2 separate regions of the Homo sapiens genome follow, and region 2 is linked to region 1. Evidence: read pairs that join two places in POLR2A ChIA-PET (ENCODE). Cell type or tissue: CD4-positive, alpha-beta T cell. All regions are shown on one strand. Each heading gives the region's core, and the rest is flanking DNA. Links, peaks and the distances in the headings are about the cores only.

Region 1 (14,713 bases), core at 1,414-3,913:
CGGGCCCGCCTCCCGTCGCTGCGGCACGCGTGCTCCACCACCTCGCAGAGCCGCCACTCGGCGCCGCTGCACAGGAGGGCGGGCGCCCCGGCCAGAGTGGCATTAGCTGCTACGCTGGTGTTCCCGGCTGCAGGCGGGGGCGGCAGCTCAGGGGTCGGCGGGGCGAGCTGAGAGGCGGCCTCCGCCCCGCCGCAGCCCAGTGCTCGGCACACGGCCTCGGCGGCGCGGCTGTCCCAGAGCGCCCCGCACGCGGGCTCCCAGGACGCCTCGAGCCGCACCTCCACCGTCCCGCTGCAGCTGCTGCTCCCGTTTGTCAGACGGACCGGAAGCCGCTCCCCTGGAAGTGTCAGACCAGAGAGCTGAGACCGGTGGGGCCTGGGCAGAGGGTTGCCCAGGCTCTGCCACTGACTCTGTGCGTGAACTTTGACAACGCCCTGCCTGGCTAGGGGTCTCAGCTTTCCAGTCTGCAAAATGGAGCCGGGCTGGCTCATCCCTGAGCCCACCTTGAGGCCTGACCCTGTGGTTCTCCTTAGAGTCAGCCGAAGGTGGGGCTTGGGAGTGACTCTAGAGGTTAAGATGGGTGACAGACAACTAGGGGTCCAGCCCCCTAGAAACCCTCCTCACTTGCTCCTGTCTCCAGGGGCACCCGTTTGTGAAAGAAAGGCAGAGTTGTGAGTTCAGGGGCCCTGGTCCAGTGGGCGCATGCTTCCCCTGAAGGCCCCTCTGCTCCTCTGAGGGTACTGTCCTAGAGGCTGTCACAGTGACTAGGGAACCTTGGAGGATTGTGAAGCGGCTGGCCATGGGGTTGATGATGGGCTGCTTCAGCTGATGGTGGTCCTCACTTCCCCAGAACCCCTTCTATGGGAACCACCTGCCCCTTTTAGCCCAGGATTGTACCCCCAGTGCTAGCATGCATCTTTGCATACAGTAGGTCCTTAATAAACGTCTGCTGAGTAAATCAAGGACCCTGCCTCCCCCACCAAGAACTCTAGCCTGTTCTCAACAAATCCCCTTAAAATGCTCCAGGCATACCTGCCCACCTGTATGTGACTTATCAGTGTCCTCTCAAAAATGGTAGTTCTACGACCTCAAAGTGAATTGATAGTGGAACTTCAGGTGATGGGTCAGGAAGAAGTGTTGTCTGAAGTCAGGGAGCCTCCCTGGTATCCTAAATGTCCATTTCCCTTCTTTATTACCCTGGGGGACCACCTACAGAAAGCTGATCATGGACCCCCAGAGGGAATGTTTGCTCACCTGGCTCCCAGAGCTCACTCTCTGCACTGCTGGTGTTGAGCTGGTCAGGTGGGGCTGGAGATGGATGACCTGAAATGAACCAGCAGCAGCATGGTGGGTGAGTGAGCTCAGGCCTGGAGACCACAGAGACACCCTGATGAGCAGGGGGCACTTCCTGGAGCCTGTGGTGGCTACATGAGGCCTTTGGAAAAGACGTGGTCCTCAACTTTGGGTGCATTGGCCTCCCTTCAAGGTAGGGAAAGTTCTCAAACATTGGCATTTCAGGATCCTCCGCTTTACCTATTCATTGCACACACAGCTTCAGAAATCGGAGTAGAACAGGGAGGAAAGGCAGTGGGCACTGGGGCCAGACACACAAAGTGGCTTCGTGACCATGAATGGGTGACTTAATCTTTCTGTGCCAGTCCCAATTTTTCAGCTATGATTCTTAGGAAAATATTGTGAGACTGAAATGAGACAGCCTATGAAATACTTGACATATAGAAAAAGCTCGAAAGTGGGAGTGATTTAGAAAAAGAAAATTTTGTTTATAGAATTTGTTTGAGAATTTCATATCAGACTTTAGAATAATTGACACATCCTGGACTGGGAACCACTGGATTGCAAAGTGCCTTCAGACACTAAGAAACTAGCATTCATGAAGGACAGGTATTTGCATATTTGCATATATTGTTCCATTTACTTTCTTTCTTTCTTTCTTTTTTTTTTTTTGAGACAGAGTTTCGCTCTTGTTGCCCAGGCTGGAGTGCAATGGCTTGATCTCGGCTCACCGCAACCTCCACCTCCCAGATTCAAGCGATTCTCCTGTCTCAGCCTCCTGAGTAGCTGGGATTACAGGCATGCGCCACCACGCCTGGCTAATTTTGTATTTTTAGTAGAGACGGGGTTTCTCCATGTTGGTCAGGCTGGTCTCGAACTCCTGACCTCAGGTGATCTGCCTGCCTCAGCCTCCCAAAGTGCCGGGATTACAGGCATGAGCCACTACATCCAGCCTATTCCATTTACTTTCAACAATGCAATGAGGCAGGTGTTAGCATTCTTATTTTACAGATTAGGAAAAGGAGGCTCCAAAAGCAAAAATCAGTTGTCCCTGCCAGATAGGGTCCATTTATTCCACCAGAGCTACTATCCATTCTGCCCTGGGAGGCTGATCTGTTTGGATTAACCCCTGTCTTCCTGGGCCTTATGGCTTCTGTCAGATTCAGCCAATGGGGAGCCTTAGCAGAGCTAGGCAGAAGTGAGGAGAGCGAAGATGTGACACTTATTCCTCTGGCCCCCCCTGTGAGGTCCCTCGGGTAGGCTGTGTCCCTCATGTGAAGGACATTGCTTATTCAAGGTGACCTCTCCTTGACTGTCTCCTACTCGGACTCACTGACCACTCCCTGGTTGTGTCTCCTTTGGCCAGAAGTTGCTCTTAGATTCTACTTACTGCATTACCCTTTGTAAATAGTTCTTCTGTAAATAAGTCCCCTTTAAATTCCTATTCTAGGTTTCCTGGTGGGAACCCAACTGATGCGTGGGCCTGAGGCCACCCAGTGAGCAAGCTGCAGAGCCCGGATTTAAACTGTCTCCAAGGACTTGCCTCCCCTCTGGGCTGGGATGTTTGGGCTTGCAAAGCACAAAGGGAGGCTCTGGGGCAGGGACTGTTGTGGTTGCCTATGAACTCCTCTGCATTTCCTGGTTTCTCTTGCACTTAGGTTGGGCTGGTTGAAGCCTAGGCAGAAGACGTCTGCCTGCTTTTGAGCCAAAGCAGGGAAGAGGCAGTGAGCCATTTCCATTTACGTCTTCCCTGTTGAAGGATATTAGAGGCCCTGGGTTGCGGAGGAACTGCAAGAGGGAAGGGGATGTTGACCCAGCTTGGATTTTGTGTGAGTAAGGAGTAAGCCCTTATCATGTTAAACCATGAAGATTTGGGGGTGTCCTTGTTGCTACAGCCTTGCCTAGTCCGGCCTGACCGATACAGAGCCTGAAGACTCGGACATGACCACTACACATTCCTGGAGCTTCACCTGAGCAGATTCCACGGACATACCCCCTGAGCCTGAGCTTGTGCATGTGCGCGTGCACACCCTGGCAGACAGCCCTCTCCAGGAAACCGTGTGGGCCTCTTCATCATCAGGCAGAAAGTCTTCAGCCCTCTAATTGCCGTCCTCGCTAACTCCCTGGCTGGCTGCCCAGCCTGAGCCCCTGGAGGAGAAATGACTCCAAATTCAGAGCATAAACTCTGTGGCTGATGTATTAGAATGTTCAGCGCAAGAATTCAGATGCCCACAAGTTAGGATTTCAGAATCCCGGTTCCCACAGCAACCGTCCCAGTGCTCCTGCGTAGTTTTCAATGTTACTACATGGGGTGGGGGAGGGGGATTGAATGATGGCTGCAGTGTGTATGACTGTGAGGTGTGTGCATATGAGTGTGTGTGAGGGACTGTGTGCATATGTGATTACGACTGTGTGTGTGAATGTGATGTGTGTGGGGCAGGGGGGCTTTAGCTCTGCTCTGTATCATCTCTCTCTCTGGGTCTGGAAAACCACTTTCTCATGCATAAAGACAAAAATGTGTTCTCCTAGATCAGAAAACCCTAGAGGGCAGGGCCCATGGCTGGGTCAGCCCTGTGTCCCCCACAGTGTCCAAGGCAATGTTTGTTGATTGACTGAATGAATGAGCAGCAGCTGCCAGCTCCAAGGCAGCTGGTTGAAAGCGGATAACCTCGAGGGCTTTATTTTTGTGTCAAGCATTCTCCCATCCCCTATCCCAAGAAGGGAACCTGGCTTCTCTGTTCTCTGACTTCTGTGCTACAGGAACAAAAGCAGAAATTACCTGGAACCGTCTTTCCATCCAGGCCTCATTTCACAGAGGGCCGAATGGAAGATCAGCGTTTCTCAGACATCATTATCACCTTTTTTGTTTTGAGACAGTGTCTCGCTCTGTCGCCCAGGCTGGAGTGCAGTGGCACAATCTCGGCTCACTGCAACCTCCACCTCCTGGGTTCAAGCGATTCTCGTGCCTCAGTTTCCCGAGTAGCTAGGACTACAGGCGCTTGCCACGATGCTGGCTAATTTTTGTATATTTTTTGTAGAGACGGGGTTTTCCCATGTTGCCCAGGCTGGTCTCAAATTCCTGAGCTCAAGTGATCTGCCCACCTCAGCCTCCCAAATTGTTGGGATTACAGGCGTGAGCCACCACACCCGGCCCATTGTTACCACTTTTGCCTGGCCCTGTGCCTCACACTTTTCTTTAAATTGGTTCACTTTTTTGCTGCAATAAATTTATTTGAAAAGGAGCCTGCTATGGTTTGAATGTGTTCCAAGGTTCATGTGTTGGAAATTTAATCCCCCAATGACCTGTGTTGAGAAGTTGGATGTTTAAGAATTGATTAGGGCTGGGCGTGGTGGCTCACGCCTGTAAGCCCAACACTTTGGGAGGCCAAGGCGTGTGGATTACCTGAGGTCAGGAGTCCGAGACCAGCCTGGCCAACATGGTGAAACCCTGTCTCTACTACAAATACAAAAATTAGTCGGGTGTGGTGGCACATGCCTGTAATCCCAGCTACTCCGGAGGCTGAGGCAGGAGAATTGCTTGAGCCTGGGAGGTGGAGGTTGCAGTGAGCTGAGATTGCGCCACTGCCCTCCAGCCTGGCCAACAGAGCGAGACTGTGTCTCAAAAAAGAAAAGAAAAGAAAAGAAAAGAGTTGATTAGGTCATGAGGAGTCTGCCTTCATGAACGGATTAATGCTGTTATCACAGGGGTGTGTTGGTTATTGCAGAAGTGGTTTTGTCGTAAAAGTGAGAGTTCCACCGTCCCTCGCTCTGTCTCTCGTGCACTCTCTGGCCATGTGACGCCTTCCATTGTGTTATGATGCAGAGAGAAGGCCCTCATCAGATGTGGCCCCTAGATCTTGGGCTTTCCAGCCTGCAGAACTATAAGAAATAAATTTCTTTTTGTTTTAAATTACTCACTCTGTGGTACTTTGTTATAGCAACACAAAACAGAGTAAGAGCAAACTTTTACCCTTTCCTGTGAATTTGCTTTTTTACATCATTAAAGACACCTGATCATAAAAATGTTCACTGCAGATTTTTTTTTTTGAAACAGTGTCTTGCTCTGTCACCCAGGCTGGAGTGCAGTGGCGTGATCTCGGCTCATTGCAACCTTCACCTCCTGGGTTCAAGCAATTCTCCTGCCTCAGCCTCCCAAGTTGCTGGGATTACAGGCACCCACCACCACACCCTGCTAAATTTTTTTGTATTTTTGGTAGAGATGGGGTTTCTCCATGTTGGCCAGGTTGGGTCTTGAACACCTGACCTCAAGTGATCTGCCTGCCTCAGCCTCCCAAACTGCTGGGCATACAGGTGTGAGCCACCGCACCCAGTCCACTGCAGATTTTTGAATGGCAAAATGTTAGAAACAGAGTGAATGCCCATTCACAGGGGAAACGGCTGAATCAATTACGGTCCATTTACAGCATGGCATCTTATGCAGCCTTTATAAAGAATGAAATAGACCCAGATGGGTTGGCAGGATTTCCAAGCTGTGTTGAGTAGGAAAAGCAAGATGCAGAGAAGAGAATATAATATGATACATTTTTTGTGAAGCAAGGCCAAAAAACCCCCTCTGTGAACTGGTATGATTGCAGGAACATGAAGATAAGTGTGGGAGAACACACAGCAGATAATCAAAATGGAAAAATTAAGAGTGGGCTTCAGGGGAAGGGGCCAAGCAGGGCCAGCTCCACAGGCTGGTGGACTGTGCACAGGGCCCCGTGCTTAGAAGGACCCGGCCTTTGCTTGAATCCTCTGCTGTTGCCATCTTGAAATTCCTCATCATTTGTTGAACCAAAGGCCCTGCATCTCCGTTTTGCACTGGGCCCTGCAAACTATGCAGCTGGTCGTGGGACACAGTCACAGCCATGGAAGATAGGGGGAGGAAAAGCAAGCAATGAAGGTAAAAGGCTGTACTTTAAAAATCATGTATGATATGATTCTATGTATGTAAAATTAGGTATGTATGTTGATATGAAAAAAATAAGAAGATATTAAAACCTAAAGGGACGATTTATATGACTTGCTTAAAATAGAAGGTAATTGTAAAAACAAGCATACTAAAAATAAAGCCATGTTAGAGATGTTAAAAGACACATCATCGGCCAGGCACGGTGGCTCACGCCTGTAATCCCAGCACTTTGGGAGGCCAAGGTGGGTGGATCACAAGGTCCAGAGTTCGAGACCAGCCTGGCCAATATGGTGAAACCCTGTCTCTACTAAAAATACAAAAGTTAGCCAGGCGTGGTGGCAGGTGCCTGTAGTTCCAGCTACTCGGGAGGCTGAGGCAGAGAATCGCTTGAACCCAGGAGGCAGAGGTTGCAGTGAGCTGAGATCACGCCACTACTACGCTCTAGCCTGGGCGACAGAGCAAGACTCCGTCTCAAAAAAAAAAAAAAAAAAAAGACACATCATCATCAGACTATCTGATAGAATCAGAAGGAATGACAAAACATTGAAAAATAATAATTATTTAAACTTTTATTGCCACATGATTCAGTGTTATTTAATGCTAAGTTCATTTACCACCTGAAGTTATACTGTGTGCCCCTGAAAATCATCTCTAGTTGTGTCCCAAATTCTGGAAAGTGATGGAACAAGACAGGGAAGGGATGGAGGGGAGCGGCTGGTTTCAGAATAGGAGAAGAAAGAGGTTGGGAGTGCCGACCCCAGCCCAGGAAGGAGGCGGCTTTTTCAGGCCAGTCCCATGCAGAAGTCCCCGAGTGGGACAGAACCTCCAATGGGGTAGTGGGAAGAAGACTCCAGTGGAACGGGCTGCGGAGGAGACTGTAAGCACAGGAAGAATGAAGGCACGAAAGAGCCTTGTTGCCTGGAATTTGAGAAAACGGAACGGGACACTGATACTCCTGTTGTGTCACCCAGGCTCCTGAGATGTCCCATGGGCATCTGAGAGGTGAGGGACTTGTGGAGAAAGGAGGCATAGACATCGAGGGAAAGCTGAGCCTCCCGCTGGCCAGCCCAGTGTCAGAGCAAGCCTGGTGGGGAAACAAGGCACTCCCCAGAATGCCGCCCTGGCCGTGCCCAGTGACCAGTGTCAGGTCAACACCAGCTACACCTGAGGTTACTTTCTGTCCTCCGGCACTGTCAGAGGTGCTGAGGAAAACACGGTTGCATCCTGAATGCTCGTTGAGTGGATGATGGATGAAGAGATGCTGTACAGAGCCAGAGGCAGGGTGGAAAGGGACGATGGAAACATGGAGGTGGAATCTACAAGTGGTGCAGCCAGGTGCATGTGTCACCTGCTAGAAGTATAGTTAAAAAAAAAAATCAACAGAAAGTGTTTGCAAACACAGATGCCAACAGCCTTAACAACAACAGCAAACCAAGCTCTTTCAATCCAGTAATTCCACATCTGGGAACTTATCCTAAATAAAACTATCTCAAGTACCATACTGCCTGGAGACTAAAGTCCATGCTTTGGAACTAGATGGTTCTAGATTCCCTTTTCCATCCACTGGAGCCCCAGAATGCTGTGATGTGCTGGTTTTTTATATTTATATTTATATTTATTTTTATTTTTATTTTGCCATAGAGTCTCACTCTCCCTCTGTTGCCCAGGCTGGAGTGCAGTGATGCGATCTCGGTTCACTGCCACCTCCACCCTCCTGATTCAAGCGATTCTCCTGCCGCAGCTACTGAGTAGCTGGGGTTACAGGCGCCTGCCACCATGCCTGGCTAATTTTTTTATTTATATTTTTAGTAGAGATGGGGTTTCACTATGTTGGCCATGCTGATCTCGAACGCCTGGCTTCAAGTGATCCGCCCACCTCAGGCTCCCAAAGTGCTGGGATTACAGGCGTGAGCCACAGAACCCGACCCTGTGCTGTTTCTGATAGCATAATAAAAACAAACAAATAAAAACCCACCAAAAAAAAATTCAAACCGGAGACAACTGGATTGTCTAAAAGTGATTGGGGGGTTGGTTAGAAAAATATAGCACATTAAAAATATTTGCCAAAAAAAAATTTACAGGGAGTATTTAATGATGTGGGGATAAGTTTATGCCACAATGTTAAGTGGCAGAAGCAGAATACAGGGTTATGTTATAAGTATGGTTGTACTCTCCCCTTCAGTCCCCGTCCTCACCCCCCGCCATGTTTTAAGCTTCTGAAGGTTTTCCAGGACCCACAGAGAGCCCGAGTACAATCTCCCATTCTGTCCTCTCACTGCATCCTGAGATTTTTTTTCATGTGGGCCCAGCCACATTTAATTACATAGCTATCCTGGTCATGAACTGACAACCATCGGCTCACTAGATTCTAAGCATCACCCCCATATATCCAGGACCTTGCGCAGTGCCTTGCCCAGGAGAGATGCTAAAAGAATATCAGTAAATTAAATTTAATCTCTACTATAGGAAAAGAAAATACATGCCCACATGGTATTAATAAGTTTTCCTTCCTTCCTTCTTGCTCTTTCTTTCTTTCCTTTCTATCTTGCTCTGTCACCCAGGCTGGAGTGCAGTGGTGCCATCTCAACTCACTGCAACCTCCGCCTCCCGAGTTCAAGCAATTCTCCTGCCTCAGCCTCCTGAATAGCTGGGACTACAGGCATGTGCCACCATGCCCGCCTAATTTATATATATTAGTAGAGACTGGGTTTCACGATGTTGGCCAGGCTGGTCTCGAACTCCTGACCTCAGGTGATCCGCCTGCCTTGGCCTCCCAAAATGCTGGGATTACAGGCATAAGCCACTGTGCCTGGCCTGTTTTCCTTTTTTTTTTTTTTTTTTTCTGCCTTGTGTTGTTCTAATTTTTTCAAATGTTCTATATCAAATAAAAATTAAAAGTCCCCAAATAAATACACAGGGCTTTTTTCCTGGGGGGACATGTGGGCTAGCTTGAAGTACTAATACAGTGAGCTTTCATACTGACTACCCAGTCACCCTGCTCCAATGAGCCTGCAGAGAGCACCTGGGCAGACAGTGTGGCCACGCCAGCTAAAGCCATACTCATTCCCAGGGAAGAATTGAAGAGCTCATGTGGCTGGCAGGTCAGGGTGTCTCTTCTCGGCAATGTCAGCATTGTTGGGGGCACAGTGGAGAGGGTCACTGGGTTGGGCGTCAGGAGCTGACAGTTGATTTCTATCATTAACTTGCTACATGACCTTGAATGAGTTCTTTCACTTTCTGGCCCCGTTTTGTCACTTGCATAATGACAGATTGATGAGATTTTGATCTTGTCCAGTCCTTACATTCTTTGATTATAATTAGATAAAATATGTAATGAAAGGCAACATCTCTTGAGCACTTACTGTATGCCCCATAGATGATAGCGGTTATCTGTGTGCATTACATGTACTAGCAAATCCTTACAACCACCCTGTGAGGTGCATACTATTAATATCATCATCCCAGTGTCATCACTGAGAAAACTGGGACATAGAGAGCTTAAGTAAATCACCCAAGGCCACCCAGCTGGTCAGTAATCAAAGCAAAATTTGAACCTGGACAGTCTGGCTCTAGAAATCACCCTTTTAACTACTACAGCATACTGTTTTCAGTATGCTGTCAATATAGATGGGAAATCTGTCCTACACCGTCCATTTATCATCACGGAAGTGGGCCCATGGTACACAAAGCACTCATCTGTATAAACGCAGGGGAGGAGCATACATTTGAAGGGCTTAGAGATCACTCAGCCCCACTCGGAGGGAAAATCATATGGTGCTGTGTTGTCCAGTACAATAGCCACCAGCCACGTGTGGCTACTGAGCACTTGAAATGGGTTCGTGCCAATGAGAAACTCAAAATTTCATTTTATTTAATTCAATTCATTTCTATTTAATTTACAAAATGTTTTCCATTTAATTTTAAAGGCATAATCAATTCAATCATTGGAAAACCTTTTCAAATGGCCAGAGTAAGTGAGATATGTGATTCTCCTTTTTCAATTGTAACTAGTATGAAATCTAAATACAGATTGAATGTTTCTGGTGAAACTTGAGTGTCCAAATTGAGACATGCTTTAAGTGTGAAGTACAGGTTGTGTGTCAAAGACTTGGTAAGAATAAAGAATGTAAAGTATCTTATTAAGAATTTTTTTATTGATGTGTAGAAATGATATTTTGGATATATTCAGTTAAATAACATATATTATTAAAGAAATTTCATCTGTTTCTTTTTACTTTTTTGAAAAAATGCAGCTGCTAAAAATTTATTTATTTATTATTTTTATTTTATTTTATTTTATTTTTTTTTTTTTTGAGACGGAGTCTCGCCCTATCACCCAGGCTGGAGGGCAGTGGTATGATCTTGGGCTCACCGCAACCTCCATCTCCCAGGTTCAAGCGATTCTCCTGCCTCAGCGCCCTGAGTAGCTGGGACTATAGGCACGCACCACCATGCCTGGCTACTTTTTTTATACTTTTAGTAGAGATGGGGTTTCACCACGTTGGCCAGGCTGGTCTTGAACTTCTGACCTCAGGTGATCCACCTGCTTTGGCCTCCCAAAGTGCTGGGATTACAGGCATGAGCCACCATGCCCAGCCAAAAATTTAAAATTATAAATGTGACTCACATATTGACATCAGACAGTGCTGTATGGGGGGAAGGTACCTATGTACCTTACAAGGCCTTGAGTTCAAAGGCTTGGGCTGGAGTCCAGCTCTGTTCCTTATTAGTGGAGTGACCTTTGGCCAGTCACTTTGCCAGTCTGAGCCTTAGACTGTCATCCATGAACTGGAGTTAATAATGCTTCTCTCAGAAGGCTTTTTGTCAGCAAGTATTTTGTCAGAAATATTGCAAAATCTGCGGCCCAAAGGAAGAGTATCCCCAAGGCCCACGGGGAGGTCAGGCTCCCAGTGCAGCGCAGTGATCTCCCGGATAGTCCAGCTGCTGCTCTGGAGCACTGCCAGGACAGGGCAGGGTGTGCCTCTCTGCAAGACTGGCACCAGGCCCTTGTGACTAGTGTCCCCGAACCTTGGGAGAGGCGTGCTCCCTGCTAACCTGCAGACCACCGTGCATCTTGTGTATGAAGACTGGCCTTTTGTCCCGAGCAGTGATGACAAATGCTACGTGAACCCTGGTGGGCCCGCCTCCCGAGGCCCTGGCTCAGACTCCAGGTATTCAAGTGGAGCAGGACTGGTTCAGGGAGCTGTCCGGAAACACTCACCTGCCCCTTGCCCAGTGGCCGGGAAGCTGGACTGGGATTCCTGGTTTGCAGGTTTGGGAAGCAGCCAGATGGACTCCTAGTTTTCTACTCCCAACCCACACTGATGGGAGCAGCTACTTATCTCGGGCATCTGGGGTCCAGAGTGCAGGGGGATAAGGGAAGGATGTTGTGATGCTTCCCACTGCTCTGATAGGGAAAGGGGAGGCCCCAAGGCACGTCGAGCACCCGTCACAAATCTGGCACAGCTCAGCAGTAATGGCTGACATTTATTCAGTATGATTTAATTGTCAAAGCAAGACCACGAGATGGGGAAACTGAGGCACAGAGCGGTTTAGTATCTTGCCTAAGATTACACGGCTAGAAAATGGCCAAGCTGGGAATTGAACCCAGGCTGTCTGCTTGCAGAGGCCACATTCGTAACCACACCACTCCCCCGGGTTGGAATCCAACATCCTGATTTCTGCTTTGGTGATCATGCCAAGGGCGAGAGGCAGGAAGTTTTGACAACCCTGGAGGCTTTCCAAACTCCTTTCTCCTCTGCAAGTGTCAACCAGCACTGAGTTTAGAAATGATAACCCACCCTTCCCCCGCAATGGTGACACAACTCAGAACCCAAGATCCAGGGACTCATTTCCCAAAAGATCCCAGACTCCAAAGATAAGCAACAACTAGGAAACCTTCCTTCTCCGGGGCAGGGGGTCCTGGGTGGCATGTGTCATCCCACAGACCTCACAGCAGGGAAAAGATGAGACTTAATAGTCTCACCTCGCACTGCCCCCACCCCTTCCCCACTTGCTCTCAAATATGGGGCTCACTCCAGCACTGTCTAGGGCCTGAGGATGCATCGGCCAATTGGAAGAGGAGGGCCAATGAATTTAGGGGAGGAAGCTCTGAGTGAGAGGGTGCTGGAACTGTCCTAACTATTTTCTTTTTAGAAATGCCCTTGGTATTGTTAATGGTGAGCAATTAATAAAACAACTAGAAAGAAGGGAACGCCTGTAATTCCATTAAAATTAGAAAGATGCGGGCTGGGCCTGGTGGCTCACATCTGTAATCCCAGCACTTTGAGAGGCTGAGGTGGGTGGACTAGCTGAGGTCGGGAGTTCGAGATCAGCCTGGCCAACATGGCGAAATCCAGCCTCTACTAAAAATACAAAAATTAGCTGGATGTGGTAGTGCATGCCTGTAGTCCCAGCTACTCAGGAGGCTGAGGTAGGAGAATCGCTTGAATCCGGGAGGGGGAGGTTGCAGTGTGCTGAGATTGCAGCACTGCATTCTAGGCTGGGTGACAGAGCAAGACTTCATTTCAAAAAAGAAAAGAAAGAAAGAAAAAGAAAAAAAAAAAGACGCATGCGCTGGCTCATACAAGTAATATAATTCAATTGGGAGGGGATAAATGTGTTCAACCTTTGAGGGGACTTGGACTTGAAGAGCCTGTGACACCCGGTTGGGCTGAGTTTACTTTGTCAAGAAACTGAAGCTGTCACAGGCTCAGTCACACAGTGCTGTCCTAGCCTGCAGAGGTGACTGGCTGCTGTGACTAGACCAGCTTATACCCACTTGGCTCTCCAAGGCCAGGAAGGCTAGAGTGACTTCTCTCCCCTGGCGCCCAGAGGAAAGTCAGCAGTTTGGTGCTTTGGTATTATTTTACATGTACACTTATCTCCCGAATACCTGTCCCAGTTCCTAGCACGTGGAACAAGTTCAGCAAGTGTTAATGAAACGGAACATAGATCGGTAATAAACTCATTTCTCAGCTTTCAGGAGAACTTGGCTCATGTGCTTTCATTTTCTTGAGAGAGAAAGAGAAAGAGAGTGAGTATTATTTGGTATTATGTTACAGGATTTTGGTTTGTTTTCACACTCCCCAGTTATACCACAGCAGGGCTTGGGGACACAAATAAAACAATTTACTCAATTGACAGAGACGGATGGAAGTTAAGGCTCAAAGAGTCCCAGTCCCAGAGGACTGCAGTCACTCAGGTCAAAGAAATTCAGCTTTTTTTTTTTTTTGGCGGGGGTGTTGGGGAGGGGATGAGTCTCACTCTGTTGCCCAGGCTGGACTGCAGTGGCACGATCTCGGCTTACTGCAACCTCCGCCTCCCAGGTTCAAGCAATTCTCCTGCCTCAGCCTCCTGAGTAGCTGGGACTACAGGTGTGTGCCACCACGCCTGGCTAATTTTTTGTATTTTACTAGAGACAGGGTTTCACCGTGTTGCCCAGGCTGGTCGCAAACTCCTAAGCTCAAGCAATCCCCCTGCCTCAGCCTCCCAAAGTGCTGGGATTACAGGCATGAGCCACCGCGCCCGGCCAGAAATTCAGCCTTTTTACCTTTCTTTTGCCCCTATGTCACAGGACAGATGATGTTCACCTGTGTGATACCTTCCATGCATGCCCAGGTTTCATCTCCCCTCCTCTCTGTCACCAAATCCAAGGGGAAGTAAAAGACAACGTTTCCTACTCGCCTCTGTAAAAAACTTAAAAGATAAGATCAACATGACTTAACAGGCTTTGAGGTACGTTCAATTGCTGGGACTCCCCCTCCTCTCCCAAGAAAGTGAGAGGGCGTGAGCCATGTTCTCCTGAAAGCTGAGAAATGAGTCTGTTGCCAGCCTGCATTCAGTTCCATGAACATCTGCTGAACTTGTTGCATATGCTGGGAACTGGGGCAGGTATGATATGAGGGAGATGAGTGTGAGCGGGATGATCGAGGGAGCAGGAGATCCCAGGCACCAATTCATCTGGGAAACAGCCTCCATTCTCGGGAAATTCGTCTTTCATGACTTAGACAGGGACTCTGGGGACAGATAGAACAGTGATCTAAACCCATCTCTGCTGATTACTGGCTGTGTGACCTAGGGAAAGTCACTGAGCCCAGCTAGGTTTCATCTTTAACCTGGCACTGGGCATGATAAATGAGCCAAACAGAAGAAGAGTGCACGGGTGGGTGATCTTCGTAAAACGCTTAGGACGCGGTATATGGTAGCTGTGGTTGTTATTATCCTCCAACCTGAGGCTTTCATCCCTTTTCTCTCGTTTGGCCCTTGGTAGCTATGGGACGGCAGCTGGCTATTGATTCTACATTCCATACCAGGCAGAAAGATGACTCTGACAGCTCCTTAGCCTTCTTTTCTGCAAGGGGGTGATTCTGGTTCTCTGAAGGCTGCATTCTCTCCTCCTCACTCCTCGCCTTTCTTGTGAACCTTATCTGAGCTGCTGCAGACTCTCAACTTGGCTGCACCCTTCCCCGGCTCTGCAAACATCCAGTGTTCCTAGGGAGGAGATGT
Region 2 (14,713 bases), core at 8,053-10,552, 66 kb before region 1:
TTCGGAGACCGCGGCTTGGTGACCTGGGGTTTGTGCTTTGTGTCTTCATTGCTGAGCTCCTTGTGCAGTTACTTGTTCTGCTAGAGATTATAGCATTTCTTTCGTCTTCCCAGCTCCTGCAATGAGGTGAGGATGCCTCTGTTCTGAGGAGCCTCAGGTAGGGTGCTGGGGCTTGTTTGATTCAATAGTTGGAGCTGAAATGAATCCGTTATATAGAGAAGAAAGCTGAGTCCCCCCAGGGTCAAGTGACTGACACAGGCCCACATAGCTGGTCCAGACTTAAGGTTCTGGATCCCGGGTCCTTTCATCCTGTTATTCCTCAACCTTCCCTGTTGCTGTGGGAACAACAGAAGGGGCCAGAGAGGGTTAATTCTAGTAATTTTCATGCAGCAGCCGTGTAACCTACTGCACACTGCCATCCTACAAGCATGGGTTCTTGTCCGTGCATTATAGCTGTGGCCCAGAGTGGATGGTTCTGTTGTCTGACCCCAGAGTCCCTGAGTGTCCCACAAAACTATCCTGTTCCTTTGGATTTTCCTGATCTCTTTTTGCATCACCACAGGCTTCTTTGACTCCAGGAACAGCCCATTCATGTCAACCAAAATTCTAAATTCAGCACCTCAGAAGTATGACCAGCAAAACCGATCTGACACTAAGTCCCACTGGCCCCCTACTTTTAGTGGACAAAAAGGCCTCACAGGCTTCGTCTCTCCCAGGAATTTGAGGAGTTCAGAGATGAGGAGAGGGGATTGGACACAGCAAAGCCTGGCCTGGCAGAGAGGGGGGTGGGCGAGCCTCACCCTGAGAAGGTGTTTCTTCCTCCTTATGGCCGTGGTCCTTTTTGATGTTAGATGCTTTTGTTTCCCAGGTGTATGGGGACCTGGGACCTGTGGGTTTTGGAGTGCTTGTCATGACTAGGCCCAGCTTTGGGGACAGGGTGGGGACGACTACTCCCAGGTTCTCAAGAGGAAAAAACTTCTGTACATTTCAGAAATGCAATAGATCTGTTATCAGCTCTACGCACTGCAAAACGCAAGTTCCTTTCTTATTTGATCTGACAGTGAAAAAATTCACAGATGTTTTATTGGAAGGTTAGAAAATAAAAAAGAACCCTTTCTCAGTCCAGGTAGTCTGCCCCCCATCACCTTGGCGTGTCTGCGGCTGTGCTGGGCCTGGGCTTGTGCGTGGATGAGGAGACAAGGCTCAGAGTGGAGCAGGGGGAGGCTCGGAGGCCTTTGCTTTGCAGCCCCACCCGCAGGCTCAGCAGGGTGGGCCCCTGTGCTAACACTCACCCCCACCCTGCCCCTCAGTTCTTGTTTCCATCTACCTTCGTCCCTCTCACCAGTCCCAACGCAGAGGGCCAGGTTTTCTTTAGTTTTCTTAACTACGTCTTTTCTTCTGGTTGGGAAAAATAATATTTACTACCTCTTGTACAGTTTGGAAATACATAAAATATGTAGAAAAAAATTAAATGTGGCTGGACGTGGTGGCTTGTGCCTGTAATCCCAGCACTTTGGGAGGCCAAGGCAGGCAGTTCACCTGGCTGTTGGTCAGGAGTTCGAGACCAGCCTGGTCAACATAATGAAACCACGTCTCTACTAAAAATACAAAAACTAGCCAGGTGTGGTGGCGGGTGCCTGTAGTCCCAACTACTCAGGAGGCTGAGGCAGGAGAATCGCTTGAACCCAGGAGATGGAGGTTGCAGTGAGCCGAGATCACGCCATTGCACTCCAGCCTGGGTGACAGAGTGAGACTCTGTCTCAAGAAAGAAAAAAAATTAAATCAGCTCAGAATCCCACAAGGCAGAGGTCTCCCCAGTAACCACCAGCTGCAGAGGCTGTGTGCCTCAGTTGCGTGCCAGCTGATGACCTCCTCAGCACAACCAGTTAAACCTTTATTTATTTCAGCTTTTCTCTATCTTTATAAAGCTTTTCCCCCCTTCATTGTGAAGATAGCATGCTCATTGGAGACAATTTGGAAAGCACAGAAAGATATTTTCATGCTTCTTTAAGCAAAGAGAGGAAATTTATTCCCATCTCCCCAAACTGCCATCAGCAGTTTGGAGTAGCTCCTGGTCTTTGTGGACTTTTGAAAAAGCACATGTTGTCTGGGCGCAGTGGCTCATGCCTGTAATCCTAGCACTTTGGGAGGCCGAGGCGGGTGAATCACAAGGTCAGGAGATCGAGACCATCTTGGCCAGCATGGTGAAACCCCGTCTCTACTAAAGACACAAAAATTAGCCGGTCGCAGTGGCGTGCGCCTGTAGTCCCAGCTACTCTGGAGGCTGAGGCAGGAGAATCACTTGAACCCAGGAGGCGGAGGCTGCAGTGAGCCAAGATCATACCACTGCACTCCAGCCTGGGCAATAGAGCAAGACTCTGGCTCAAAAAAAAAAAAAAAAAAAAGCATATTTTTTCCAGTTGAGAGCATGTTCTATAGAAGATTCTGGGTCCTGGTTTGTCACGCGACAACAGAGTAACATAAGCATTTCCCATGTTAATACAAACAGCAGTCCTCACGTATGTTCTGGGCTCATGTGCACAGACTCTACCCAGCACTGTGCAGGCACCATCTTGCTCAGTTCTTGAGAAACCTTATGAGGCAGGTGTGGTTATTAATTTTGCAGACAAGGAAGCCGAGCTGACCTCATCTGAGGTCTGAGAGCCAGGGAGCAACAGGGGATTGGCGTCGAAGGCTCAGCCAGCTTAGATCCCTGCTCTTAATCACTAGGTTATCTCTCCTGTGAATTTTTAGTGACCTTTCTAGTTTTGTATAAAACCAGAAAATGACCTTTGTTAAAAATTCAGGAATTACTGAACAGCATAAAGAATATTCAGAATCCTATCACCCAGTGATATTTATTCTGGCAATTGGCAGTTTCTTGTGCATAGTCTTCATATTTTTATAGTTGATGTTATCCTAACCTTTCAGTTTCGAATGTGGTGTTTTTTAAATTTATTTTTGTATGTATTTCCCAAGTCATTAGTTCCTCTTGGCAAAACATAATGTTTATTGATGGTTTGTCCGTCCATTGAGTGGTCGGTCTTGATGGGTGTAATCACTTCCCTGAGGTTGGGCTTTCAGGCTGCGGCTCTCTGAAATAATAAATAATTTAGGAATCAATACGTTTCTGCACAAAATGGTTTGTGTATTTCTGACAATTTCTTTAGGCTGCGCATATTCCCAGGAACTGAATTGCTGGGTTGAGGGTTTTTACAGTTCTTAACTTATATTGCCAAATTATTTTCCAGATGGTCCGTAACTCTTTACTCTTCAATTAGCAATACCCTGTTTACTCCTAACTAGATGAATATGTGACCTTGTTTTAGTTTGCACTCCTTTTATTTCTAATGAAGCTGAATTTCTAAATGTGTTTATTGGTCACTGGTGAGTCTTCTTTTGCGCACTGTCTAAAGCAGTGCTTTCCAATCAAGCTTTCTGCAATGATAGAAATGGCCTGTATCTTCCTGTTTAATAGGGTCCACGTGGCCTATATCTGCCTGTCCAGCAGCAACCAGCCAAATGTGTCCATTGAGTACTTGAAATATGGCTAGATAACTGAGTAAAATTTAAATTTAATTTTATTTAAATTTAGACTTAATTTACCTAAGGTTTTAATTTAAACTTGATTTTAATTTAATTTACCTAAGATTTTAATTTAAATCCTAAATTAATTTAAATTTAAATAGCCACATGTGGCTAGTGGCTACTATATTGGATAGCACACTCCTAAGCCTTTCCCCAGTTAGGCATTTGGGTCTCAGTGGGTGATTTATATTGATTTGTATGAGCTCTTTATTTATGATGGCTACTAATCTTTTTTATGTTTGTTGCAAAGATTTTACCCCACTTGCTATTTGACCTTTTTTGTTCAGGTTGTTTACAGGGTATCAAAATGTTAGGTAGCCAAATCTAGTGATCTTTTTTTTGTGGTTTCTCCCATAGCTTTAGGGTTAGAAAGTCCTCCCCCACACAGAGGTTTGATAAATACTCTCATCAACTTTTTTCAAGTCTTTCTGTGATTTTTTTTTCCTTTAGCTCTTTAATCCACCCAGAGTTAATTTTGCTGTGTGCTATGAGGTACAGCGTGTCTTAGTCACCTCTCTGCTTGGTGCAGAATATGTACCGAGTATATTTTATCTTAGATGGGACAGTTGGGTGCTCTGCTGGTTGGGTTTGGGTGGGTGGTAGGTAAGCAGGATGAAATTAGATAGTAAGTAAACTACTGCTATTTAAAATATTGATCTCTTTTTAAATTTTGTTGTTTATGAAGACTTTAATGACAAAAGAAAATGAATCTGATACAGTGTTGTTTTCAAAGAGAGATGCAAAATCACACCTACAATGTAATATGAACCATGTTTATAAACGCAATTAAAATATTGGAAGAAATATCCCAAAATACTAATGGTAATTGTCTCTGGGGGGTTGGTATTTTTTTTCCTGCTTCTTAACAATTCTATACTTCCCCAGTTGACTACAGTAGTTTTGATTATCTGAAATATTATTAAATACAGCATTTGGAGAAACAATGCATGATCACTTCCTACCTCTAACTCCCCACAGCCGTCATCCACCAAGTCTGCAATTCGCACAGCCACGCTCTGTGCTTAGGGCAGGCGAGTTGGCAGGGAAGGGTCCTCCCTGGCTTTCAGTTCAGGCTGGGACTGGAATTCCTTTGTAGTCACTCACAGCATGTGAGTTTCTTGGGCAAGTGATAGAACTCAGGACTGTTTCCTCATTCCTAAAATAAATATTGTAACAGCTTTGCACAGGGCCAGTGAGGATATGTTTCTTTGTTAATTATATAGGCGTGTGCACACACACACACACACACACACACAGTATATGTATGTGCAAAACTGCAGATATCATCAAGACGCATTCAAAGAGCACCAACTTACATTTATTTTATTTTATCTTATTTCTTGCTTTTTTCATTATTGAAATATGTGAAGGATATCTTTTATTTTTTTTCAATTTGACCAACATACATTTTTAAATAGCAACATTCCATCTTCCTATCACTCCCACCGACCCCACTCCTCAGCTGTAACCACCACTAAAAATTTGATCTGAATCTTTATTTATTTATTTGTTTTACAAAATGGAAATGGGATAATATTATACTGATTATTATATAATTATTTCTTTTTTTCCACTTTCCAATAAATTGTGTGTGACTTTCCATGTTGATACAGGCAGATTTATGTCATTCTCTTTAATATCTGCACAGCCATCCATAACATGAATGTGCAATAATTTTTTTTTGAGATGGGGGTCTTGCTATGTTGCCCAAGCTGGGCTCAAACTCCTGGCCTCAAGCAATCCTCCCACCTCAGCCTCCCGAGTAGCTGGGACTACCATGATTTATTTTATCCTTCTTTATCATTCATCAACAATTTGTCTGCCTGTTACAAGGAGAGCACAGCAAACATGTCTTTAGGCACCTGTGTTTAGTATCTTGTAGGATGGATTTCCAGATATGATGCTGCTGCATGGATATGAACATTTAAAAATATTGAAAGATAATGCCCAAGTTGTTCTTTTAAGAAAGCTGAACCATTGACATTATTACTGTCAAGGAAGAAAAGCTTTGATTACCTTCCACGTCCTCAATTCTGAATGTTACCAATATTTTTTGACTTTTACTAATATGGTAGGTATAAAATATCATGAGTTTTAAATTTTTATTACTTTAATTAGTAGAGAGATTGAACACTTTTTAAATATGTTTTGCATCCACAAAACATTTGTGTTTCTTCATTGGTTATCTATTCATATTCTTTACCTGTTTTGGTGGGGGTTGTCAGTCCTTTCCTGGTGGATTTGTAGGTGCTCTTTATATATAATGGATATTAATCCTTAGTCTGTTGCATGTGTTGAAAATATTTTCTCCCAGACTGTCATTTGTTTTCTACTATTTATTTTTTATGATATCTTCCACTATTCATACATTTTAAATTTTCATGGGGTCCAAATTCTTTCTCTTCAGGATTTTTAGTTTTTATACTATGCTAAGAAAGACATTTTCCACATTCAAGTTATAAAAAATTTTTCCCCTATATTTTCTTCTAGTGTCTTTTTTTATTACACAAATCTTTAATCCAATTGTACTTTATTTTTGAGTAGGTGTGAGATGTGACTTGTTTTAATTATTTAAAATTAACTCTAAAGTTTTTTATTTTTCAGTTTGTTTTCCCCAAAAAGAGAACAGCTGCTTCAACATCACTTTTTGAAAATTCCAGGTTTCCTTCCACTGCTTAGGATTAGCACTACATCATTGAATTTTAAAATAAATGAGATGAATTTCCTTTTCTGAATTCTTCCTTCTTTTCCATTAATTAATCTGTTCCTAAAATGGTATACCCAGTTTTAAATTGTGTAAATCTTTAGATTGAACTATAATCTTATTATGGGAAAGGACATTACTCGTCTGCTTCTAACACTTCTTAGCTATCCTTCTTCATTTTCAAATAAATTTGTCAGATCTCCCCAACTCCCCCCAATCCCATTAGATTTAAAGTTCAGTGAATTTCTGGATTGATTTGAAGTAGAATCAACATGTTTACAATATTGAGCCTTTCCACCAAGGATCTGATATTAGACTAAATACAGTTTATTCTCTTGGGTTCAATTTCCCCATTGGTAAAGAGAGGAGGTTGGATTCGATTTGAAGTTTCCTTCAGGCTCTATAATGAAAATCAACAATAACAGCAACAATGATGACAGCAGTCATTATCAGGCCTAAAGCCAGGCTGGACACGAGGGGAGAAAGCTATGGAAGACATAATCCCCATTCCCCAGGAGTTTTTCATCCAGAGGGAAGATGTAGCATGTATGAGAAATTTTGACCCAAATGTTCAGTTAATGTGTTTCAGATTCATGGGCAGAAGTAGATTTTTTAAAAAGAAAAAGCCATTAATAAATGGCTGGAGGGAGCTGCAGCTGTCAATCTGGCCAAAAACATTGTTGAGAATGCTTTGTGCGTGGAAACTTTTTTCACTATTTTTAGTGAAATCAAAATATGAAAAAAGGGAAATAAATTTAGTAAAAATAAAAATAACAATGGTGCCTGTATCTAAAAATTCCTAGCCCACCCCACACCTTATTTTAGTGGCTTTCTATTTTTATTTTGTATTTTTATTTTTCTTTGAGACAGAATCTTGCTCCGTCACCCAGGCTGGAGTCCAGTAGCACGATCATGGTTCAATGCAATCTCTGCTTCCTGGGTTCAAGTGATTCTCCTGCCTCAGCTTCCTGAGTAGCTGGGATTACAGGTATGCACCACTACGCCTGGCTAATTTTTGTATTTTTAGTAGAGATGGGGTTTCACCATGTTGGACAGGCTGGTCTTAAACTCCTGGCCTCAAGTGAACCACCCTCCTCGGCCTCCCAAAGTGCTGGGATTACAGGCGTGAGCCACTGCGCCCAGCCTTTCTATTTTTAGTGACCAGCTAGTTTGGCTGAGTGTTTGCCTCTGACACAGTAAGAATGTGTCCAGGCTTGGACTCAGAGCTTCTCAGGATCAGATGAAACCTTGGAGACCAAACTCTATCGTGCGGATCAGGAAAATGAGTCCCAGAGAAGGGAAGGGACTTCCCCAAGGTCACACAGCAAATTAGAGGCAGGAGGACTCCTGAAGGCGCTGTGGGTGCCTTGTGGTTTATCCTGTTTCCCTCCTGGCCTCTGGAATTTGGGGCACAATTCTTCTCTGTCAGGGACAATTGCAACCCTGGCCGCCCCAACTCCCAGATGGGGAGCATGAGGGTCGATGGAGGGTCTGGTGGGTGGGGAGTGGGGACTGTGCCCCAGTAGAGCAAGCTGCTACCACTTCCTGCTGATTCAGGCCTCTTGGGAAGCCCTGACTTTTATCGCCAAAACTCCCCGTGGTGCACCGTACGTGAGGCCTGGAGCCCTGGCTTCGGATCCCGGATTGGATTCTGACCTGAGCCTGAGCAAGTCTTCTCTCTCTGGGCCTGCAGAAAGAGGACACCTGAGCAGATGGCTTCCATGTCTTCCTACCAGGGTTCCCGCCCACTGGAGCCAGCTGGGCTGTTTTATGGTGTCTGCCAAGGGTTGGGTCTTCAGCTCTGTGTGTCCATCCTGGTGGTCTGGGTGTGACCACAGTCCGAGTGTGTGTGATGGAAGGTGATGGTTTGGCAGTGGTGACTGAAGTGGGCTCCAGGGTCGTGGCAGAAGATCAGGGAGGAGGGGCACAACAGCCTCACAGTCACGCTCACTGTGAAGCCATCTTGATGCACCGAGAGGCCCATCTCCCAGAAGTGCCCAGCCCCCTGGCATCTGGCCACATGCACAGGGGACCAAGCTGTGCCCAAAGAGAGCTAAGTCTCCCAAGTGACTCAGTCTAACAGAAGTCCTTGACTGGTGTCCTCACCTGGCAGGCGGGGAGCTGGCGGAGAATGGGACTTGGGCCTTATGATCTGAACTCCTGTGGACTGGCCCTCACCCTCTAAAGGCAGGAGACTGAAGCCCAGCAATATTGTCATCACCTCCCTCTGGTGAGACTGCCCCAGGCGGGCCCCACTTCTTCCCAGAAGCTGACTCCCCCTTCCTCTGCACGATGAGGAGGAGTCCTCTGGCTTGTCTAGTAACCAGGCCTCAGGCATTCCCGACTCAGTCTTTCCCTCTTCTCTCTCTTTAAAAATAGCTTCTTTGTTTGGAACACAGCTGCACCTCCACCCGCTGAGAAGCCCAGCTCACGTTGAAGACATTTCTTTCCAAAGTAGTAACATAGGTCATCTTTGCGGATGGCTCATTCATTCATTCATCCTTTCGCTTAATAAGCGAGTACTAAGCACCTGGCCTGGGCTGGGCACCCTGAGTACAAAGTGGATAGAACACAGTCCACCTCATGGATCCAGATTCTACCTGGAAGCCTGGCTTTCCTTTGCTGGTGGCTGTAAGGGGTTTGGTAAGGGGTTTCCTCCAGGCTGTTGGGGACCTGCCCAAACATTCCTTAAAGAGCAGTGGGATCCTATCTGGAGGCCCTGCCATGGGTGTGGCCCTGGAGACCTGCAGGGGAATCCATGGGTCGAGGCCACCTGCTGGCTCTTGCTTCAGACCCTGTCCCCTAAAGCAGGACCGGCTCCATCCCCACAAGGCCCACTGGGCATGTCCCACTCGCAGGCCTCTTCTGCCTGTGATCACCGGCTTTTGGTTAATGGCAGTGACAGTGCGGCTGAGCCCTGGTCACCGTGAGGGCCACACTGCCCTGTCAGTCAGGGTGGCCCCCTGAGTCACGTTCACATTTGCTGAAGGAGCCTCTAGTCCTCACCTCTGGTGGGTGTCTCTCCTCCCTCAGAGCCGCCACCACCACCAGCTCTGCAGGAAGTGGTTCTTTTCTCTCTGTTTCTCCCCCCTCAGTCACACACAGAGGCTTGGATGGAGGTGTCAGGCCCTCAGCTTCGGAGGCTTAGAGGCTGCCTTCAGTGGGCAGGTGCTGGGTCTGGCTGGAGAGAGGGCCCTGGTGGGCTTGGCCCATCGGGGAAGTCTCTGGAGCATTTAAATTTGTTTTTCTAAAATGCATGCACCTTTACTGTTTTATTTACTAAAAATATTGATATATGCTAGTCGTAAAATTATTCATAGTGGAACAGGAATGAAAAGAAATTAAAAACTGTGTAATCAAAAACTCAGCTGAATGTAAGAAAACCCAGTTCCCCTTGAGGAAGAGAAAGGGCTGGAGTCCTTTAAAATTAACTGCCTGTTTTTCTTTCTGTGGCCAGTGAGACTTATCTCTCCCTTTCCCAGGCATTGTGAAGACTCTGTTTCTCTAGCTGTGCAGCTTCAAGGTCACTTGACAGATAATCTCAAGTCGTAAAACATGTTGTTCCTTAAAAAGTAAGAAATGATGTAATGCATGTCTCAGTTGAATAACTGTCTTTGTTTCTCACTTCTGTAATATGCTTCCCTCTGCACAGATTACCCCCCCCGCCCCCGCCCAACAAAATGCTTAAAAGGTAACCGGACTCTTTGTTTGGGGCTCAGTCCTTTGGATGTTAATCCGACTGGTTTGGTGCACCTAAATAATTACATAATTCTTCCTCAACCCCTCAGTCTCTCTGATTCCTTAATTATCCCACAGCAATAGAATACAGAAAAGAATGAAAAAGAGAGTGAGCTCCCTCTAGGCTCACTAGCAGCAGTCACCATTACTGCACCTGATATACTTCCTCCTAGACACTTTTTTTTTCTTTGAGATGGAGTCTTGCTCTGTTGCCCAGGCTGGAGTGCAATGGTGCGATCTTGGCTCACCGCAAGCTCCGCCTCTCGGGTTCATGCCATTCTCCTGCCTCAGCCTCCCTAGTAGCTGGGACTACAGGTGCCCGCCACCACACTCAGCTAATTTTTTGTATTTTTTAGTAGAGATGGGGTTTCACCGTGTTAGCCAGGATGGTCTCAATCTCCTGACCCTGTGATCCACCCACCTCGGCCTCCCAAAGTGCTGGGATTACAGGTGTGAGCCACCACGCCTGGCCCTAGACACTTTTCTTTGCAAACACGTACATTTAAAAAAAACACACACACACGAATGGGCCCATACAACACAGAATTTTAGGCTCAATGTCATTGCCGGCTTTCCGAGTTAGGAAATGTAGGTGCACATTCATTGTTTTCAAGGGAGTCATGGCGTATAAATCCCATTCCCCTATCTGGGGACACTGAGAAGGTTTCCATTGTCCTCCTCTCACCAGCACTGCTCTGCCAAGCACCCCGTATAGCTAACCCTCACTGTTCTGTGTACACTCTTTCCCTGATGGCTTTGCAATAAACCTCTAGGTGTAGGGCTATGGGGTCATGGGGACATGCACTTAAAAAGCTCAGGGTATTATTGCCTCCTGTGTTTTCAGCAGAATCTGCTTTAGGTTGGTTGAGGGGAACCCAAACAGAATCCCCTTCTGTCCTCCCAGGCCCCCTTGAACCCTTTAATCCCTTCTGCACCCCCTCCCCAGTCCCAGTCTTCTTGTTGCTGGTGGACTCATTTTCCCCTGTTGCAAGAGCCTCACTGGTTTTGTCTGTCCTCCATCCAGCACCGTCGTTGTCATCACGATTGGCTTGCAGTGCTGGCCTGGAGGAAGCAGGTGGTAGGGACAGGGTGAATCTGAGCAATGACCAAGCTTGCTGTCAGGATGGGTGTTCTCCTCCCTTCTAAGCTGTGTGTCTTTGGGCTGTTGCCTGGCTCTCCCAGCCTACGCAACAAGGATGCTGAAACCTTACAGGGCTTCAAAGCTATTTGTACATTGTCAAAGGCAGGGCAGATGTGAGGGAGACAGATGATGAAGGAGGCAAGAGGCATCTTGAGGCTTGGAACTGATGGATCTCTTGTTCCCACCACTAAGGGGACACAGGGACCTGCTGGAGACACACTGGGTACCTGGAGTTCTGCCCTGAGGGGGGCACTGAGGGGCCAGAAGAAAGGGGGAGAGCTTTGCTGTCAAGCCTGTGGTTCCAGAGGGAGGTCACTGATCCTGATTCATTCACTTATTCAATAACTTACTAGGTGCCTGCTATGCACGAGGCACTGTCCTTGGTGTTGGGAGACATGGCAAGAACAAAACAGACCCCAAACTTTCCTGCCCTCATGCTCCTTACAGTCTAACCTGGGGCAACTGACAATGAACAAAATAAATAAGTAAAAATATATTGTGTGTCCAGTGGCAATAAATGCTACGGAAGAGACTAAAACAGGAGAAGAGAAGGGGGAAGGGGGAGGGAGGGGTGGCGATTTAAATAGGGCTGTCCAGGAAGGCTCCACCCAAGGCGAGGAAGGGAGTTGAGGGCTCTCCAGGGGAAGAGCCTTCCAGCCCAGGACCAGCAAAGGCCCTGAGGCTGTCCAGTGTGTCCGATGGCCAGCGTGACCCAAGTGGTGTGAGCAGGTAGAGCAGTAGGCTGTGAGGTGGGAGACGTCATGGGTGCCTTTTACATGGGATCACTCCACATCCAGCAGGGAGAACACCCGGAAGGGAATGAGGGCAGGAAGCAGGAAGGCAGGTGAGGAGGCAGAGAGGACGGTGGCCAGGATCAGGGCGGTCGCAGTGGAGGGGGTGGGAGGTGGCCAGAGTCTGACTACATCTCGAAGGCAGAACCCATAGGATTTCTGGCTGGATTGCAGCTGGGATGTGAGAGAAAGAGGAGTCACAGGTGACACCACAGTTTTTGGCCAGAGCACCTGGAAGGATGGAGAAGCCCTGTCTTGAGATAGGGATGGTCAGGAGTTTGCTTTTGGCCATATGACACTTGAGATGCTCTCGGACACCCAAGTGGAGATGCTGAGCAGACAGGGCTGGGTATGAGTCTGGGGCCCAAGGTGGGTGGGGAGAAAGAGAGAGAGAGAGAGATCCAAGCTGGGAACATATTGGTGTTACCACGGTGGATTGGGAGGGATGGGGGTCGTTGGCAGCAGCGCACGTGAAGTCACTGCCACTGCCTGGCCTTTCTCTGCCCCTCAGTCGTGCCTCAGAGAAGAGAGGCAGACATATCTGCCCCGGAGCCCACCCAACTTGGCCCGCCTGCCATTCCCCTCCCCACCTCCCCTCCTGCCTTCCTTTCGTAGTCACCTGTTGTCTAAGTGTGGGCTGGGGGAGGGCGTTGCTGTTTTGGGTTCTCTCTGCCCCCCACTGAACAGAGGAGAGTGCACGGGAGGCCATCAACGCCAGCCCCATCAATCTCGAAAACTAGGTCACGCTGGAGCCTGGGGCCTCCACACTGGGCTCCAGCCACATCTGTCATTGACCTGAGACTCATGCATCCCTGCTCCTGGCAGGCACCATCTGTCACCCACAGCTCCTCTGTCTGTGCTCAGGATGCAGAATGGCCGACTCCTTTGCTGGTTCCAAGCACAGGCCATGGAAAGGGGCCTTGTGTTCATTGCATTTTTCACAGAGAGACTTATTCCCCAGGCTGACTGTCCACTGTGACCACCAGGAAGTTCAGTGGGTTTGCAAGGGCCCCAGTCTCCTATTTCAAGCTATCCTCCTGCCTGGGCCTCCCAAAGTGTTGGGATTATAGGCATGAGCCACTGTGCCCAGCCATAATCAGTGCTTCATACCATCAGATCTGGTATGTGGATTGAAACCTGTTTGTTAACTCGGATCTACACAGAGCCAAGCAGTACAAGAACTTGGAAACTTGGTTGAGTTTTTTAATCTTTTATCCAGGTTTTATCCAGGTTTTAACCTAGATGCTCACTGGGTAGAATTTAAGAGCTCAGGGAAGATTCAGAACCCAGGCAAAACTGTTTCTGGCTGAAGCTTTTCGTCATTTGATCAAGCATATGTAAGGTTAGCTCTGAAAAAGAAGTGTAAACACTGTTAATGATTTTTAAAAATGTAAAACTTTTTTTATATATATTGCATGCACACACACGCCCACACACCCACACACACATACACCGTGTAACCTCCACCCAGCTCAAGATCTAGAACATTTTCATCCCCCATTAAGGTTCCCTAGAGCCTCTCCTATCAGCCGCCCCCTCCCACCAAGAGCTAAGCACTGTTCTGGTCTCTCACTATGGGTCTGTTCTCCAGCTTTCCGTAAGTAGTGTTTTGAATTGCAGCGTATGGACTCTTCTGTGCCTGGCCTCTTCAGCTCCTCATTATACCCATGAAATTCATCCGTGTTTGAGTGTAGCAGGAGTTCCTGCTTTTTAGTTGCTGTGTTGTGCTTTATTGTATGAATACCACATTTTTTTAGTGCTAATGATTTTACTTAAGCAACCTGAAGACGTAGATACTGTGTCTTTTTCAGGATTGTAGCCACAGAGCCTGGCACGGACTTTGTCGAATGAATGAATGAATGAATGAATGAATGAATTGCATTATTGCTCTTACTTTCAGTGGGCTTTAGCCGGGGCTGGGTTCTATCCTCACAGTGTGGCATTGTCACCATATTCATAGACTGCCTCTCGGTCATGCTGGGCTTCTCTATCGAGGGCCTAGTAGTTGCTCATGAAAAGCTCTGGGGAGGACCTCTGGTCCGCAGTCCCTGCCCCACCCCTGCTCTGGCCAGGGCCTGTCCTCTCTATCAGCCCCGTGGCAGAGCACCACCTTGTTATAATCCTGGTTCTGGGGTTGCTTGAGCAATTAACTGATGTGAGCCCTTTCCTTACCTTGGGGAAAGGGATGGAGACATTCCTGTATCGTGTAACCTGAAGTCATCAATGCTTGCTGCAGGGGGGAGGTGCCCAAATCAGAGAGAGGGACTGGACCCAGAGCCCCGCTGTGTGACAGTGGCCACACCACTGCCCTCTCTGGGCCTTGCTTCCCTCAGCACAGAGAGCCTGGCTTTGTCTCACTTCGAGTTCTTTCAGGGCTTTGGTTCACCTTTGCCACAGTTGGCTTGGGAGCCTGTAGGATGGGACAGGTGGGTGATGTTCCAGAATGTTCTGCCTCTGTTAGCTGTTGGGATGGGCCAATGGATCCCGAAGCTGCGGTCCCAGAGTTGCCTCTCCTGGCAGAAACCTGTTGCTCAGCCACGCATGTTGCCGATTGGGCCACATCCCCCAGCTCTGCCCCGGCCCTCGTCTTTGATGGTGAAATGTGAAATCAGGAAGCGGCGAGCTCTTGAGTGAAGTTGTATCGAAATGAATCCATCAAGGCAAATGGGATCTTGATTTTTCTTCTGTTCCGTGGTTGCTGTTTCCTGAGTTGGAAACGCGAAAGGTGACAGGGTGCTTTCAATAGAAAAC

Evidence for each region. Peaks named below come from ENCODE experiments on the same cell type or tissue, not always from the same donor. Only the 100,000 strongest peaks of a DNase experiment are listed, where the experiment ranks them.
Region 2: POLR2A ChIA-PET joins it to region 1 with 5 read pairs; 9 of 35 experiments call an interaction of 5 or more read pairs at or near these places.

Annotation. Positions count from the first base shown.
Region 1 is chr11:60,993,184-61,007,896 of GRCh38, reverse strand. It overlaps CD6 (CD6 molecule), which reads right to left. Exons shown (of 13, transcript NM_006725.5): 2 at 1,255-1,323; 3 at 1-337. LOC105369326 (a long non-coding RNA gene) reads left to right here. Exons shown (of 2, transcript XR_950155.3): 2 at 2,952-4,535. It also overlaps the pseudogene TRA-TGC10-1. Among named protein-coding and RNA genes, the nearest start is that of CD6, 29 kb to the right of the region's middle. RefSeq lists a silencer at 1-183 and an enhancer at 1-633. In CD4-positive, alpha-beta T cell, for the core only: no CTCF peak of the experiment used is centred there; DNase peaks (open chromatin) are centred at 2,916 and 3,376; H3K4me3 peaks cover 1,025 bases; H3K27ac peaks cover 1,905 bases.
Region 2 is chr11:61,066,029-61,080,741 of GRCh38, reverse strand. All of the region lies in intron 1 of LOC105369325 (a long non-coding RNA gene), which reads left to right. LINC02954 (long intergenic non-protein coding RNA 2954) reads right to left here. Exons shown (of 4, transcript NR_186234.1): 4 at 13,145-13,311. LOC124902677 (a long non-coding RNA gene) reads right to left here and starts at 7,030. Exons shown (of 2, transcript XR_007062690.1): 1 at 4,551-7,030; 2 at 2,833-3,095. In CD4-positive, alpha-beta T cell, for the core only: no CTCF peak of the experiment used is centred there; a DNase peak (open chromatin) is centred at 9,341; H3K27ac peaks cover 1,759 bases.